Linked DNA regions of Homo sapiens: region 1 is linked to region 2. The links are chromatin loops, found by intact Hi-C in ENCODE. Cell type or tissue: A673. All regions are shown on one strand. Each heading gives the region's core, and the rest is flanking DNA. Links, peaks and the distances in the headings are about the cores only.

Region 1 (5,388 bases), core at 307-5,306, 140 kb before region 2:
ATGTCTTCACTTAAAAAAAAGTAATGGGTGTAAGATATTCCCCTGAATAGCACCTACCACTGCCATCCTGCAATCCACTGCTTTTGTCATTCTGTAAAACCTCCCATCTGGCTGCCCCGAACCCCTCACCTTCAGACCATTGCACTGGCAGCCTCTCCAAGTGGACAACGAGGACCACCAGTAGCTTTCACTTCCCCTTCTGAGATCCCTTGTTCACCTTCACTGCAGCATTTCAGGACCGGCGATCAATGAAGTCCTGAATTTCACCACTTGATTAAAGGATATGCTACAGGGTAGGGTCAGTGACGTTCAGTGAGCCAATTGCTTGCTAAGAATCTGTTGGCTGAGAATCAGTTGTGAATGCCTTTAATTAGCCCTTTCAGCGCTTTGAGGGATTTGAAATTATATATCTATTTTCTTTCGGATAAAAAGGAATCAACTGCTTTCTTAGCTTGCTCTTAGAAACATCCCAGCCCAAAGTATGCTCAGTGCAGATGGAAGTACTTCATCTGCAGGCCTGAAAGAGCATTTTCAATGAGCAGCTTCACCCTGCCAAGGAGCTGACTGGGGTGGCCCGTTAGCTTGAGTTACATTACTGATCTTGAAATGCCCAAGTGCATCTTTTGAGATTCTTGAAAATAACAAGGCTCTTTCTTCCACTCACTATGTGTCCCTCAACCAACTTTATTTTTCTGGTTCTTAATTTGCTCATTCGTAAAAAGATCTGAGAAAATTTTATGAATTCATCACCCTGTCCAGAAGATGGCTGAGCTAGATAATCACTTGTTATCCCATCATTTTCCACCAAAAAATCTCTAATTTCTAAGAAAGTTGAGATCAAGTATTATTAAAAGAAGTCATAGTCTACATACCCTATAAAGGGATATTTTCACCTAATAAGCGTCATGATTTTCACATTCTATTTGTAGTTTTGAGCTTTGCATCTTTTGACTATAATTAGCTTATTTGAAACACTAGGACAAAAAATGTGTTGAAGCCAGCATGAAATTAAAATAAAACTGACTAATTACACCACTTTCCTTCAAAATCGTGATTACATTTTCATTTTAAGTAAAGAAATTAAATATTATGAAATTATTTAGCTTTCTTTTATTACACTGAGTAGAATCTTACTTTATTTCCTAAGAGACACTCAAGAAAAATATAATACATTACTGAAGTCTCCTATGATAACAGCAACTCCTTTTTGGTAAACACTTAAAAAGCAATCTTGAGAGATCAAACCCAAATCATCTATTATAATTGGTAAGTTTTAAAAGGAAGTGAGTGCTTACAAAGTGACGCCCTGTCAGTAAGAAGACACAGTTACAATAAGATAATTTTTTTTCTTTTAACTCTGAGAAACATTGGGATTTTTCTTCATAGTTTATAGATAGGGAAATAGATACATAGGGAGGAATACAAACTTCAGGGAAGAATAGAGCCATCAGAAGGAACAGAGATTGCAAAAATCTCTTTCCTCTGATTGAGGATAATCAGGCTCAATAAGGCTGGGAAAAAATAGTAGTATATACATAAAACTTCACTCTGCCTTGGGAATAAATCTAGTGTACTATAGATATGTTGGATTTAATAGAAAATCTTTACAGTCCAAGATACAGGTTTCTGTCCTAACAGGAGAACAATTCCAGTTCATTAAGTGTCACCTCTGTGCACCCAAAGGCAGAAAAGTCCTGGTCTGTATGTAAGTGGTTACACAAATGAGATTGGACGTAGACACTGGTAAACTGCCACAGTGGGGGACAAAAGATGCATTTGGGTGCCAGCAACAACTGATCAGGCACAAAACTGAAGTCTTCGTTGGTATTTTTTTTTTAAATGGAGTCTTGCACTGTTGTCCAGGCTGAAGTGCAATGGCGTGATCTCGGCTCACTGCAACCTCTGCCTCCTGGGTTCAAGTGATTCTCCTGCCTCAGCCTCCCGAGTAGCTGGGATTACAGGTGTCCGCCATCATGCCCGGCTAACTTTTTGTATTTTTAGTAGAGATGGGGTTTCACCATGTTGGCCAGGATGGCCAGGCTGTTCGCAAACTCCTGAACTCAGGTAATCCACCCGCCTCGGCCTCCGAAGTGCTGGGATTACAGGCGTGAGCCACCGCACCTGGCCTATTATTTTAATTTTTATATGGAACTTGAACATCTTAGGATTTTGTCCTGAGTGAAGACATATGTAACAGTATAAAAAACAATTTTTCTATGCTATGAGTTAATAAACTGTGAATGTGAAAAACCATTTTGATAGTCTCATTTATAATGGAATCATATGAATCACTGCATTCCTGTCAAGAAACATATTCTCAACAAGAAGCAGAATTCTATTGACACAGTATTTTATTCAAGGTTTTACATGTTCCGCCAATTTAATCTTGATTAAAATGTAAAGGAAAGGATTCTCACACTTACTTAATCATATGTGGCACAGTGACTTTGGAATTCTCTTCAAACACTATAGTCATTAAACCATTACATCGTATATTGTCCACACACTGTGAAATAAAAAGTTGACAATTACAACCCACATGAAAGCCTAGGCAGATCATATATTCCCACAATTGTTTATAGCTAAAAGAATCCATTCAATTTCTCTCTCCCTGTCTCTTACACACACACACACACACACACACACACACACACACACACACACACAGAGTAGGTAAATATTATACACTGATGAACAGATTCAGTATTCAGACACCAAAACTGTATCAACTAAATGCCTGACAAATACCTGAGGACAGATACAACAGCTGTACTTCCCCTGAATGTGTTTCCCAAGAATTCTGACCACAATGTCACTTTGTCACAATTCTTTGGCAGCTCCAATGCTATTTGAGAGGTGATTGGGACCTGACCATGATTGCTCTTGCTATATTCATTTTCTGCAACCAGGGGGTGGTGTAGAGTAGTCAGATTGGAAATAGTGGCTTCCTAGGATGGAATTCATCTTCTGTCTCACTAGTAAGCTCTGCCTCTGCTTCTCAGGTATTCTTTGCCAATAAATTCCCACATTTTACTAGTACCTCTGGCAGCCCCTACTGATACTAATGCTGTTTGGTGAAGGGACAGTGTGTAATTTCTCCTGTCTCTGGCATGCTTAAAGCCTTGTATCATCTTTTTCTCTTTTCCAAGAGGAGAGTTCAGGAAGCTGTGCTAATTTTCTCTGCCTTCATTATTTAATCTATGCCTTATCAATTTGCGTTTTCTCTCTGTAATTATTTTGGGTTAGAGAAGAATTTATTTTGACTTATACATATTCCCTTTGAACAAAACAGGAAAATGAAAAAATATAATCAATTTTTAAAATAAAAAATAGCTTCTAGTCGCTATGATACTATATAGTGTTTTGTGGCTATAATTAAATAGTGCAGTGAAGCTGATTGCAACGTGACCTCACATAGGTCCTGAACTCAGGGTCTACCCTAAACACCAATGTTCTAATAAAAGAGTGAATATGCCGGTAAGAAACTTTAGATCACTGGAATTCTGACTATTCAGTCTACTTAGTATTTCAGCCATTTTCATACTTGTTTTTCCTTAAAACTTTGTTTTCCTCATGTCTTATGCCATTATTTCAACTACAAAGCATAAAGGATGCCACTTGTGGCAAGTAAGTAGAATATTTTTAAGCTCCCCTTCAATATATTTCCTTAAGCTACAGCATCTGGAAGTAATTTGGAGTTATATTTTCATATAAATAATTATGATCATCTACCTATAAATTTGGCCATTTTTGCTTATATGTGAATTTATGCTCCACCTTATCCCACGAGTGGATTACAAAAACACATATAATAAGACAGAGTCAAGATAAGTGAGAAAATCAGAGATGATTTAGATAAAGGATGGCAAACAATAAGACGAAGCCTGAAATGGAACCACCACACATACTTTATGTTGAGAGCGCTTGCCAGAAGTGAGCCTCAAAATTAGCAGGGCTGTGGAGTAGTCAACTCAAAGAGGGACTCAGTGTTAGCTACGAAATTCACAGTTTAGTAGAAAGTCAATTAATCCTGGTCTAGGACCAGACAGGACAATTATCTCATGGGTTCTCATCAAGAGAAATATTGAATAATGTAGTGAACAATGTCCTCAACAATATCTTGTTATTATTATTATTTTTTAGAGACACTGTCATTCTGTTGCCTAGGCTGGAATGCAGTGACACAATCATAGCTCACCGTAACCTCAAACTCCTAGGATCAAGTGATCCTCCTACCTCAGCCTCCTGAGTAGCTGGGACTACAGGTGTGTGCTACCACAGTGAGATTTTTTTTTTTTTTTTTTTGTAGAGACAGGTTCGTGCTATGTTATCCAAGCTGGCCTTGAACTCCTGGGCTCAAGCGATCCTCCCATCTTCGCCTCCAAAATGCTGGGATTACAGGTGCGAGCCACTGCACCTGGCCAACAATATCTTTAAATAACTACAAGTTTTGGCAAACTGTTTTGTATAAACAGCTGAAAGTACAATTCCAAACACACAACCCTGTAGTGGACCCCAAAGAATGTGACTCAGAGGCCCATCCTTCCTCTGCTGGTCTGGTTGCAAGCACAGGTTTCACACTTTCTAGAAAAAAGCAGGGGCTGCTCTTCTTCACACTGAAGAAATGCTGCTTCTCTTATCCTAGTTCGTGTAAGTCGTGAGCATCAGGAAGTTGGAAATAGTGTTTTCCCAGAAATCCTGAAACTGCTGCATCCTGTGTGTCCAGTTATGTAGAGTCAGTGTTTCAACCAGCAAGCCAAGCTGCCAGTAAGTGGGATATCCTCTTGTGCCCCAAGAAAGGCCACACTACCTCTCTATGGGAAAGTTCTGTCAGGACCTGATGAAAATACACATCAAGGGCCCTGTTTCAAAGTGGGAACATACATGGAAGAATGAAGAGATGGGGCTGGCTGGTGCACGCATTCATAATGGAGAAGAAAGTAAGAGAGAGGACAGAGAAATCAGTTGGAGGCAGGCTATAGAGAAAGGAGTCTTGAATTTTAATTTTATCCTATAGGCAGATGGGAAGCCACTGAGGGTTTCTAAGCAGCTCACTTACGCTGAAAGATCTAAACTGACCTCATGGTGGTATTCGTTCAATGGAAACGAGGGGAGAATGAATGGAGACCCAAGGGATGATCAGAATAATACTGAATCAGTAAATGAAATGATTCATACCTCCCCTAAGGCAGACTGTGAGAATGAAGAGGAAAGGGTGGACATACATATTTTGAAGAAAGGAATAATAAAAATTGATGAACTACTGAATAAAAGCAAGAGAAAAAAACAAGGTAAAATCAAAGATGGCCATGGTTATAAGGCAATTTTAAATTTTCTGATGCAAATATATTTAAAAGGAAAAAAACATAGCCAAATGTCTTTCGAATC
Region 2 (5,388 bases), core at 199-5,198:
GGAGCAGGTACTATCCGGATCTCCATATTCCAGGCAGGGAGCCAGGCTTAGAAAGAGAAATTGCTCAAGATCATGTGTCTGGTAAGTAGCAGAGCCAAGACTGAATCCTATGCAGTTTAAATCCTGAACTGAACCATACACAACACCAGCACTTCACCTAGAAACTGATATTCTTACATTCTTAAAAGAAAGCAAATTCATATTAATATGAGTGGCCTCCTATTCCTATGAATCACTGACATTATCTCGTCATGACTTCTTTTGTGATCAGTTATAATGTTATCTACTGAGCCTTAGACCAAGTTATCACCTCCCTATTTCCACATTGCTAAATGCAGGAAACCTCCTAGCTTTTCAACAGTCCCTCTATTTGAAAGAACTGACCCCACTGTTTACATTAGTCACACAAATGGCATGGGCTTATAAATACAGTCCAGGAAATGAATCAGGCATGTCTAAATTAAATCAGACAATGACAAAATGAAACACTTCAGTACCCTGAAAATAATAAAAAGTACCACTCATATCCCTGCTGTTTCCATCACCACAGGTCTTCACAATGTCATACTGGTAAGTATCATAAGAGCTAAAAACAGATATTGTGACCTGAATTTTTTTTTAATTAAGCACTAAAGGATCAATAAATTTTATTTTATTTTTATTTATTTCTTTACCAAGAGATGTTATGTGTTTATTTATTTATTTTGCCCAGGCTGGAGTGTAATGGCGTGATCTCGACTAACTGCAACCTCCACCTCCCAGGTTCAAGTGATTCTCCTGCCTCAGCCTCCTGAGTAGCTGGGATTACAGGCATGCTCCACCACGCCTGGCTAATTTTGTATTTTTAGTACAGACAGGGTTTCGCCATGTTGGTCAGGCTGGTCTCTAACTCCTGACCTCAGGTGATCCACCTGCCTCGACCTCCCAAAGTGCTGGGATTATAGGCGTGAGCCACTACACCCGGCCAACAAATTTTATTTTTAAGGATTGCTTTTTTTACATCATTTTATCTTTATCTTCTCAGATCTTATGAGAATTAAAATTCTGATTAACTTATTTAATCTAAAGCTGTAAATTATTCTTATATAGGCCTCCCCAACTTTCTGTCTCATTTCTTGCTTTACAGTTTTTTAACAAAGAAAAGAAACACTGTAGTATATTAGTTAAATAAACACAGACCAACTCAAACTTGTTATTTTTTTCCTGCTTTCTCCCTAAAAGTATATTTGAAGCATTTTGTAGTCACTGTAATAAGTTTTAGGAAAAATGATTTGAATCCTTATTTTTCATTAAATCATTAGTTTTTCAAGTGCCAGTAAAAAAATAAAACTGTGAGTCCATGTGCTTTTTGCATCTCTGTTCCACCTACTGATGCCAATATTTTCTGCAACAACAACAACAACAACAAACCTGCTACTGTTTTTTTCTAAATATATACACAATTACATTTTTAACTCCTTGGGCAAAAATGCTAACATATTCCCTTTGGCGGAACCAAATTCATGTATTTATAACTTCTCAATCAGCTAAAATTTAAAAGTTGCACCAATAAAAATGTAATGGATAATTTTAGAATAATGGTTAGATTTTAGAATAAAGGCCAAATGTTATAAAATAATCAAACATTTATCACAGTGCTATGTTGATATTTAACAAATATCATTTCTAGTTTCATTTAAATATCAATAAAATTTTACTATTTACAGTCTTTGTTTAAGGTAAACTAATTTCAGAGAGGAATTTATATTGTGAGTAATTTAACAGAATCATTCCATATCCTTAGTCCTGAAAAATAAAGCTCCCCAAATTATAGATAGATGGGATTTATAACTCAGGTCTTGAAATGTTAATGTACAAATCAAAATCTGCAAACTCCAATATATAACCGCCTAACAAAGGTTTAATATTCAACGGTAGAAAATAGTAGAAGGGTAACAAACTGAATAAACACCACACACACACATACACACACACACACACACACACACAAACATATATCCCTTTCTTGTAGAACAAATAAATAGGTATAAAAATAGAAAGCCACTTTAAACCTGTGAAAAGTAGAATTTAAGACTTGAGCAAATCCATATGGTTGGTCAATCTGACTTATTTCATTACAAAATAATCATAAAGACTAAGTAATTTCATTCCAAAAAATTAAAATTATACTGACTGTGGCATGCATATTTAAGTAGTATTGAAAACTGCAGAAAAAAATCCATTTAAAAATATAATCTGCATTAAACAGACAGCAATATCAGCAATTGTTTTAATGAACCACTGACATTTGCTTGCTAAAACCAGAAACATTTGGTTATCACACATGCTTTAGGTCTTGTCATCATCCAGTGGGAGAAAAATTTCTCTATTTTTTAATTGTCAAAAGAAGGGAAAAATTGTTATAACACTACAAGTATTTTCTACCCCTCGACAATGCGCTTAGTTGTCACTTAATGAAACCCACAGAAAAATAGTTGTTCACAACAATAATGCATTTTTATGTATTAATACATCTGTCACATCAGGGATGGACTTTTCTGTGTTGAATTCTTACACAACAATCTAAATAGTAAGGCTTAGTGTAGCCAAAATTAAAATAACTCAATTTTGCTAATCCATGAGATTTTTTTTTCATTTAACTTTAAAGAGAAGGATAATTACAAAGTTTAAGTAATAAATTATTTTGTTCCCTAAATTATATTTTTTAACATTGTATAAGATTTAGCAAATATCATTATTCCATTTTCCCTTTGTGTTCAGTAAACAAAAGTTGAGTTGGTTATAATTAGACAACGTGAAGTAGTATGAAAATCCACCATCCACACTCTCCATCTCCCACAAATATTTCAGAGTTCGCACGCAGCTCTGCCTAATTCATTCGATGATTAAAATCCTCTGCTTGTGGTCAATTTAGGAAGGCTAAAATGACTAGTAATGAAGTGACAGGAAATCACATAGCCTTTAATCCCTTTAAAATTAAACCAACATGTTTAATTCAGCACAAATGCAAATGTCTACTTCTTTAAACCTCCAGAGCGAAAGAGATATTTTACCCCCCAAAACAAGTGAAATCAGGCTGAAGAGAACATTTACCACCACCAGAAAAATAAGAATCAAGGTGGCTTTTTTGCTATGTGTCTTCTCCTGCTAGTAGGCAAGACAGATACTGCCACTGAAACAGAGCAGACTAACTGGGATGTGTACTTTCACCCTAAATGCAAATATTTTTAAAGGTACCCCATTCCTGAAGTAAATGAATTCCTGAAGTAATGTCATGTAAAACTGCTTGTTTAAAAATAAATCCCGTTTTTCTTTGAACATGTAATGGTCTGCAATCGTATTTCTCAAGAATTACAACTGCCATTTAAATAGTTTTGAAAAGGAAATAAGAATAAACAAAACAGTGATTCACATCCTATACCCCAAGCCCCCATCCATCTAGATTTGCTCAGTGGATTTAAAAACAGTCTTAGTAAGGAACTCTTCAACATAATTTAGTCTTTATATCTTCAACTGGACTTTGATCATCTCCCCAGAAGTCTTTGAGTTTCAGTGTTAGCAATAGGTAATAATAACGATGATGTTAATACTCATCATCTCCAAAAGCTGAAGTTCAAATTAGATGAGGTAAGAGAGGATAACAGCCACCAAGAGCACAGAGCCTACCATGTAGAAGGTACTTGCTAAATACAACTTCCCTTTCTCCTTCACCTGGAACAAAACGGGAGGTTTTCATTTTCCACAAATGGAGCTTAACTAGAAAGAAGTGCCATCGGACACCTTTTTAAGAAAAGGAACAACACTTTTGGAGAAAATAAACCACTTAAAATTGTTTTTAACTGATCTCATTTTGATTATATCACCATTGCTATCCCAAAGAAGTAGTCACTATGGAAGGCTGATAAGAGAGCCTTGCAATCCTCCAAAGACTCATCAAAGTGAAATCTGAGAACACTATGAAAAAAATAGAGCAATGCAAATATTCCTACAATCTAAGCATATTTGGAAAGTGACTTTCTTTTTTCTGCTTAACTGGAAACAATTTAAGTCCAAGTGTAAAAAAAAAAAAAAAACGGATTTTTTTGTTGTTGTCAACCAACTTATTTTGAATTGTTATTTACAGGAAGCAAACCAATGGGTGTTTTCTTCTTGTAACTTACCTAAAAACACAACTAATAAGCATAAAAATCATTGAAGGATATGTGGACTTTAAGCTCCCAAGAATGCTTAGAGGCAGTTTATAGCAATAATTACATCAACTATTGTAACTGTCAAGGGGATTACAATAAATATGTCGCCCTCCAATGTGAGTAATAAGAATGTCTCTGCCTCAGGCAATGATGTTACTATAGGTTTGCACATCTGCTGACCTAACTAATTTATCAGAATGTCCACTTCAATCACCTGCTTGTCCTCGGCTTTTCAGATGCAGTATTTATTACAAACACTGGTAATCTCTGAATCTTGTGAAATGGTCTTTCACATTCTCCACACTGCAAAAAGCTCACCCTGTCTGTCATAACCTTAGAAATAGAAGATGCCATTATTGAAAGGTAATTGGAAACCAACTTAGCCAAATTCTTAATTTTTACATATTAGGAAACAGAGATTTCATTAACAGAAAAAAAGAGAAAAGATTAAGAGATGTGCTTAAAGAAATAACACGGAAACTTGGTGAAGAAAAATGACTCTGCCTCACTAAGTCCTGTTTCAAGCCCTAACCTTCAACTGTGTTGATAGTGTTGAGGGAGATATTGATATGGAAAGCTCCAGAAGCATATAAGGAGAAAGAAGCAAACCTTGGGATGTGCTCATCTCCTCACATCCTCCACAGATCCTTCGTGTCTCAGTGTCTGGATGATCTAAGCACCTCAGCAACATAAATTAGCTGAGAGGTAACCAACTGGATAAACTGTAGATTTAAGGTAGAATGTTTCTCCTTGTTTCTTATTTTCACAGTTTCTTCTTAATTATTCAAACACACCCAGTTGGCAGTGCCAGAGAAAAGCATCAGTGGGCTAAGCTAACCCAACTCACAGCAGCACATCTAATGCAAGACAAAATGTGGAAGGTTTCCCAGCCCAACTCCTAATCCATTCTGGAATGCTTGCTTCTCTACATCTCAGATTTATCTACAAACACCAAAGATTCTAATTTCTAACCTCTTGAAGATGAATAAAATGACTGAGAAATACTCATCATTTGCATGGTCATAAAAAGGGAAAACAATTTTTTCATTAGATGGCCTATTTAGGACAACCATTAGAAAGTGGCATGAAAGTCAAACTATTTGGAAGTTATGTTTCCTTATTAAAGTGCAAGAAAGAAAACAGTCTTGAAGATTACAGTCCAGATATTTTCCAAGTAGAAAAATGTTGGTTTCCATAT

Evidence for each region. A loop is a pair of places that touch in the nucleus more often than their neighbours do. Peaks named below come from ENCODE experiments on the same cell type or tissue, not always from the same donor. Only the 100,000 strongest peaks of a DNase experiment are listed, where the experiment ranks them.
Region 1: it touches region 2 in a loop (3-fold over the local background); 24 of 110 quality-filtered maps call a loop at or near these places.

Annotation. Positions count from the first base shown.
Region 1 is chr5:81,106,114-81,111,501 of GRCh38, reverse strand. RASGRF2 (Ras protein specific guanine nucleotide releasing factor 2) reads right to left here. Exons shown (of 27, transcript NM_006909.3): 13 at 2,424-2,506. Among named protein-coding and RNA genes, the nearest start is that of CKMT2, 120 kb to the left of the region's middle. In A673, for the core only: a CTCF peak has its summit at 2,899; a DNase peak (open chromatin) is centred at 2,901.
Region 2 is chr5:80,962,685-80,968,072 of GRCh38, reverse strand. All of the region lies in intron 1 of RASGRF2 (Ras protein specific guanine nucleotide releasing factor 2), which reads right to left. Among named protein-coding and RNA genes, the nearest start is that of RASGRF2-AS1, 4.5 kb to the right of the region's middle. In A673, for the core only: no CTCF peak of the experiment used is centred there; DNase peaks (open chromatin) are centred at 422, 2,922, 3,402 and 3,952; H3K4me3 peaks cover 1,887 bases; H3K27ac peaks cover 1,936 bases.